Regions from separate parts of the Homo sapiens genome. Here region 2 is linked to region 1. Evidence: chromatin contacts called from ENCODE Hi-C or POLR2A ChIA-PET data. All regions are on one chromosome and are shown on one strand. Each heading gives the region's core, a stretch centred on a gene start or an enhancer-like site at or near the end of the contact. The rest is flanking DNA. Distances are from core to core; before and after follow the strand shown.

Region 1 (3,073 bases), core at 510-3,009:
CAACACCAGGAACTACTAACATGGATGAAAGTCCCATAAGCATATTACCTAGTGGGGAAAAACTGAGACAAAACAGAGGTTGCCCAAAGCATGTATGGTGTGACCCATATGCGTGAAACATAGGAAATGCACACCTAGAGCTGTATACATACATAGAGGGGAATCTAAAAGACTGCTCGGCAAGGTATCAATGATTGTAGGTGGTAAGATTTGGAGACTGCTTTCTTCTTCATACTTTTTGCACTTTAAAATTTTTCTACAGTTACTACGTAAAATCCTTATAATCAGATAAAACATGTTATTAAACAATCAAAAAGGGTGAATCTTCCCACATACTTCCTTGACTAAAACTGTACATTACCTTCCCCTTTAACCCAGGATAAGCCCACATCCTCATGCCCAAGGCCCGCCAGTGCCCTACGCTCTGCTGCTGTCTCCAGACGCAAAGCCCTCCCTGCTTCCCAATCCTGTCTTCTGACTCACTCCTATGCGTGAGGCTCTGCTCAGGTGTCACACCTCCTAAAGGCTTCCCTGCTAACTCGAGGCCAGGTTAAGGATCCATCTTGCAAATACATCCCTTGCAGAGATGTCACCATCTTCTGAGTTTTGAATTGTTTTCATGTCTCCCTGACATAAGCTGCTGAGGCGTCTGCCTAGCCCAAAGTGGCTCCTCAATAACTATTTAATGCTCCACATGGGATTTTCTTTTTTTAAAAAACTTTTTGAATTGATTTTCTATCCCCTTCAAGAATCAGTAATAGGGTACAATAAACTCCAAACATACTAAGGCAGCCACATACTTCCCATTATCCACTAGATGGCAACACAAGTATTAGAGCAGCAGTAATAACAGGACCTCTCAAAAACAGCAGTTTTTTCCCAAGGACTTTAAAAATTTCTCTGATTCTTTTGATCTGGAATCAAAGGATTAATAAAGGTTCACCATTCTGTGCAGGAGGAAGCTGAAATGAGATTGTTTTTAAGCATACATATGCACTACAGATGAGTTGAGTCCAGGAATATTCTGAAACACTGCACTCTAGGCAGATTCCACACAAAGGGAGCTCTGGGAGCATGGCTGCCAGCTGCCATCCCAGGCGGCAGGCCCAGCTTTGTTTTTATGTGTCACCCACAGAACAGCCTTGCTAGCTGTTCCTTCGTGGGTGTTTTGTGAATTACCCAAAGCACGATATACTGTACAACAAAAACCCTGGTACAAAATGATGGGATTCTTCTCAAAGAGCGACCGCATTCTGACTGTGGGGAGAGTTCAAAGCAGTCGGCAAGTGTCCTTTGCTGATCACAGCAGTGGTTTGACTTGCAAACCCCCTCACCCTTCCCAGGATGATAGAAATTCTGTTCTGCTGGCACTCACAACACTTCCAACAAAGACCTGATTGATTATGGAACACTAAGTACTGATTTGCATAATTTGCCTCTGCAAGAAACAAGCATTGTTCAAGATTAAAGAGACTCCAGTAGGTCCCTCTGGCATATTGTAAAAAGGTCCCTGTAACACAAAATCATTATTTTTTTTTCATTCAATCAGTGGACACAGCTTGCTGTTCAGTTAGTATGCAGCCAAAGGCACAGCCAGAAAAACCACTGCTGTATGTTTGCCAACTACTGACAAGTTAAAGTGATTTTTCACAAGGATCATGTACCCAAGTTTAATTTGGAGCCCACTGACTAAATTCCGAGTCTAACTCCTTTCACTCTTAATTGAAAAATGCATCAATAGCAATTACTAAGTCAGAGCTAAAAGTTCAGAACTAACACACCTCTGGAGCATGTTGACCTGCTGATGTCACAGTGGGGACTGTCTGAGTCCTATCCCTGTGCAAAAGAAGCTCCCCAGTGACCAATCACCCACAAAAGAGGCTAGCACAGCCACAGACATTCCACTGTGCTCAGGACCACAGCAGCGAGTTTGTTGAGGGAATACATAAAGGAACTGTTCCTTTCTCGCTTTCTTCTTTTCTTTCAGCAGTTGTTGAGTAAGCAACTCCTGTCACTTTCCCCCAATTCCTACTGAGGGGGACACTCTTCACCAGGCCTCACCAAACTCGGATGGCTCTCCTCCCTGCTCCTGCCTCCTCCTTCCTTGTCCCCTCCTGAAGCACTAGCCTCCCTCGGGTTCCAGAACACCACTGTCTCTAGGTTCTTTTCTAAAACCTATAACTCCTTTTCTTCACCTTCATTCATTCCCTCTCTGCCTTTGTTAATCTCTGAAACTTCTTGTAAGTTCAGCCCTTGGCTCTTTCTTTACATGTTCTTGCTAAGCTCACTCATTCCAATCCATAGCTTTATTTACTGTCTACATGAATTGTCCACCCAGCCGCTGCCTCCCTCCTGTGTTCAAGCTGAGTGTATCCAAATGCTTTTTAGATACTGCCACTGTGTGTCCCACTGACGCCTCAAAAGCAATATGTCCCAACGGTATCCTCATGCAGCCACTCACACCCTCTGGCTTACTCCTAGTCCCTCCTGTTCTGACGGCCCCAAAGAGAAAGTCTTCATCCTTTCTAGATTCCAAGTTAGAACACCTTGGCCATTTTACACTCTTCTCTCTTTTTCACCCTACAAATGAAATTGGTCAGTCAGTCCCATCCACTCACCTTGTTAAACACTGGCTAAAGGAGCCAGCTCCATCTACCAGCTTCTGTTCCTGCACTTCCTGCAACCACCTGCGTGCCAGACCACAGAGCCTTTCCTTAAGCAAGCCTCCTCTTCTCTGCCCTGCACTCTGGCACCTGCTTCTCTCTGCCCAGAATGTCTTCATTCCCATCACTCAACTTCTACTCAAAATTGCAGGCCCAAGGAGGCTTTAAAATATAGTATTCTGGGTTCACTTTCCACCTTCCTTGAGGCAAGCTGTAAGTGATAAATGTTAGCTGAATATATCAAGTTCTTTATTCCATCAGTCTGGAAATCTTACCAGAAAAAATAAATAAGGCCATCTTAACCTAGGAAAAGTATAATCAATAGCTAAATAACCTATTGCTAAGAACCAATACTAATCTTACGGGACTGCGGCTTCCAGAATTCAGCATATGTCTTTTTAGAGACAGAA
Region 2 (3,425 bases), core at 566-3,065, 460 kb after region 1:
TTCTCTCTCTGAGCCTTATTTTTCTTCTCTGTATAGTAGGAGAAATAGCTCCTTTTTAATAGAGGTCTTACCAGGATACAGTAAATGATTTGATGGAAAAGCATATTATGAGAAAGCACTGTGAAGACATTCTTACTATTACCCCACGTCATAGGTTTCTTGAGTTGCTATACTTAGCTCCAAATAACTTCTGATGCTAAAATTAATCAAATCCAGGCTATCGGCTGCTTTAGAACAGGGATATCATTATCAAAAGTAATGAAAGCAACAACCACAGCATCCATGATAAAATAACAATAGGAATACAGTTGGCCCTCTGTATCCATGGGGGATTGGGTCCAGGACCCCCGAGGACATCAAAATCCATGGATGCTCAAATATCTTCTAATCAGCTCTCAGTACCCATGGGTCCCATGTGGACACTGAGGGCTGGCTTTACCATCGTATTTACAATTGCACTTCCTAGTGGTATCTCAAACACTAAGATGTAGTACTTATTCCAATGAATATTTGCTGAGTGAATGAATGAATGAATGAATGAATGAATTGGCAACAACAGTGATACATTTGAAAAACATTTCTCTGGTTTTAAAAGTGGTTTCCAAAGGGGAACTCTAGAAAAATATCTAGGTGAGGCGCCCTGGGAAGCCAGAGTTTTACCTGCTTTGAGGAGTAATTACTCATCTCTATAGATAGATTGTAAATGTTTTCTTCAAAAATCCCTAGCAGGCTTGCAGAGCCACGCTCAGTGTTTGTCTTTTCTCTTCAGCCAAATAAAACAGTTCTTCAAGCCAAAAGTTCTTATCTTTATTCTCTGTGGCACAGTCTAGCCCCTAAACTTTGATAATTGGGGGAAAGAGAAATTGGCATATTATTGACGACCACAGATGTGTCCAGCATTTTCAAATGTCAATTCCTTGGTTCTCACAAACTCAGAGGGAAGCATTAGAATCCACAATTTACAGATGGGGCTCTGAGCTCAGCAATATTGTGGAATTTGAACCCAGGGAACAGTTCAGGTTGGTTCTGGCTTTTTCCCTGGCCCACGATGGCACTAAATACTTGCTATTTGATTGCTTTATCAGTTAACTGAAGCTACTATTAAGGCAATAGCAATTTGGCATGGAACAAAATGATATAATACCTCTCAGTACCCCAGCTCTCAGGGCAACATCCTGAACCCCACCAGGCTCAACGAATGTTGATTCTGACAATGGTGATGGCTTCTAGAACCGAATTATCTTTTTATCAAACCCAGGATTTTCAAATCGGCCAAGCACAACCAGAAATTTCTAGGATTCTTCTGGGTTTGAAAACATCACTGTTGTCCAAGCCCCTCATTTTCCAGTTGAGAAGACTAAGCTCCAAAAATAAGTGACTTCTTAGGGTCACACAGCTAGTTAGTGGCAGAGCTTGAGTTTGTTGGAAAGTTCTCTCTCTCTCTCTCTCTCTCTCTCTCACACACACACACACACACACACACACACACACACACACAGCCAGGCTGAGGCAGGGGTTGTGGGGTGGGGGTGTGATACTACCAGCTTTTTACCATGAGGGACCAGGCCACAAGCAATGCTTCTCATCACCCCCTGCCTTTCAGAGTGGGGTTGAGAAACTGGTGGAGGCTGAAGGCCTCTGCACCCTGGAGGCCAGGGGAGTCTGTGGACAATGAACACATTTGAACGGCAGCCTCTCAGCCCGTACATTTGTGCAGTGCTCCCTGGGACTGATTTCCCCCGCCGGCCCTTTATTAAAAGCATGACTGAGCTTCAGAAGCAGCCTGGCTGGCAGAGGAGACTTGTGAAAGAGCAGTGGCACGGTGGATTGTGAGCTGTCAAAACAGGAAACAGATTCGCAATGGTGGTTTCAGGCTGGTTGACTCCGTGTGCGAGGGAACCAGCCCGTGACGTGAAGGTCTGTTTTGGCAGGCTGTGGGCAGCTGAGGCATTTCTATCACATGGGTTGGGGACTTCAAATGGTCCAGCAGCTGCCCCTTTTTGCCTCTCGGAGTGAATGGCTGGGTAGAACTGATTCTGCACAAAGACCAGCTCTGCTTCCTGAGAGAAAGAGCTCTGCCCTGTGCCCTGTGCAGAGTTTCAACACTCACCTGCTGTGTGATCTTGACACATTACTTAGTCTCTCTGTGCCTCAGCCTCCTCCTCTTTCAGATGGGGGCAAGAGTAGTGGAGAGTAAATGAAATGCGTAATTAAATGGTTCATCCTCTAATATTATGGATATTAAGTAATTTCAGAGCAATGCAAACAGAGGCACTCAGCACAGGTTGGTTAATGCTCTTGACTATCCCTGACCCTGTACCTTCTGATGCAGGCCAATGAGAGGGAGTTTTGGCTACTTCAACTCTGCCTGGGGTCATCAACCCAAAGTTTTTGGACCTGAGCATTTATCCCTAAAATTAACATCAACTGCTCATTGAGCAGCTCCAGTTTACCTGGCATTGTTTTTGTCCCTTGTACATAGCATCTCATTTAATTGAAACAACAAATCTGTGCACTAATCATACAATAAAACTAGCCAGTGAGCATTATTTGAACATTTGAGGTGGACTTTTAAGCACTTTGCATGTATTAACTCTATTAATTAGGTTTTAGGTCTTATTTCCCCCATTTTGCTCATAGAGAAACTTGCAGCTTAGATAGCTGAACTGAACAGACCAGGTCTGGGCACTGCAGATCATGGGGAGACTTAATTTCCTCTGGATAAAACCTCTCTCTCTCTCTCTGTCTCTCTCTCTTTCTCATACACCCCCCCACACACATACACACACCGTCACACATGTGTGCAACTGTGCATGGAAATAGCATTATTGGAATGGTAGGGAAGGGGTTCCATGGGCTATCCAGGTGGCCTGCCTTGGCCTGTAAGCTCACCTCCCTGGAGCCCAGTGTAGGGTGGAAGTGGCTGGGGGCCGGGAGGATGAGCTAAAGAGGCCCATGAGCAGCAGAGGCAGGGGCTGTGCCATAGCAGGGCAGGCAGGAGGCTGGAGGACAGTTGAAAGAGATGGTGTATTAGTCCATCTTCACACTGCTGAAAAAGACATACCCGAGACTGGGTAATTTATAAAGAAAAAGAGGTTTAATGGACTCACAGTTCCATGTGGCTGGAGAGGCCTCACAGTCATGGCCGAAGGCAAAAGGCATGTCTTACATGGTGGCAGGCAAGAGAAAATTGAGAGAACCAAGTGAAAAGGGCAACCGCTCATAAAATCATCAGATCTTGGGACTTATTCACTACCACAAGAACGGTGTGGGGGGAACCACCCCCATGATTCAATTATCTTTCACTGGGTCCCCCCCACAACACATGGGAATTATGAGAGCTACAATTCAAGATGAGATTTGGGTGGGGACACAGCCAAACCGTATCAGATGGGATGGGGGCTGGATGTCATGCTGGGTCCTGG

Evidence for each region. A loop is a pair of places that touch in the nucleus more often than their neighbours do. ChIA-PET counts read pairs that join two places held with the same protein, here RNA polymerase II (POLR2A). Pooled maps may share reads with other maps.
Region 2: a loop to region 1 is called in a map of psoas muscle, with 7 times the contacts of the local background. The contact joins the enhancer-like site here to the promoter of STX18-IT1 in region 1. A Hi-C loop is called at or near these places in 1 of 168 maps with a recorded cell type or tissue (psoas muscle), 3 of 37 single-sample maps with no recorded cell type and 8 of 50 pooled maps. POLR2A ChIA-PET finds 5 or more read pairs at or near these places in 1 of 52 experiments (activated T-cell).

The regions. Positions count from the first base shown.
Region 1 is chr4:4,479,941-4,483,013 of GRCh38, forward strand. It overlaps STX18-IT1 (STX18 intronic transcript 1), which reads right to left and starts at 1,760. Exons shown (of 4, transcript NR_126434.1): 1 at 1,665-1,760. The region is part of intron 1 of STX18 (syntaxin 18); the gene reads right to left.
Region 2 is chr4:4,942,301-4,945,725 of GRCh38, forward strand. All of the region lies in intron 2 of LOC101928306 (a long non-coding RNA gene), which reads left to right. Among named protein-coding and RNA genes, the nearest start is that of CYTL1, 75 kb to the right of the region's middle. Within about 2 kb of position 1,816, at least 6 of the 41 ENCODE cell types and tissues checked have a DNase peak (open chromatin) inside an H3K27ac peak, as active enhancers do.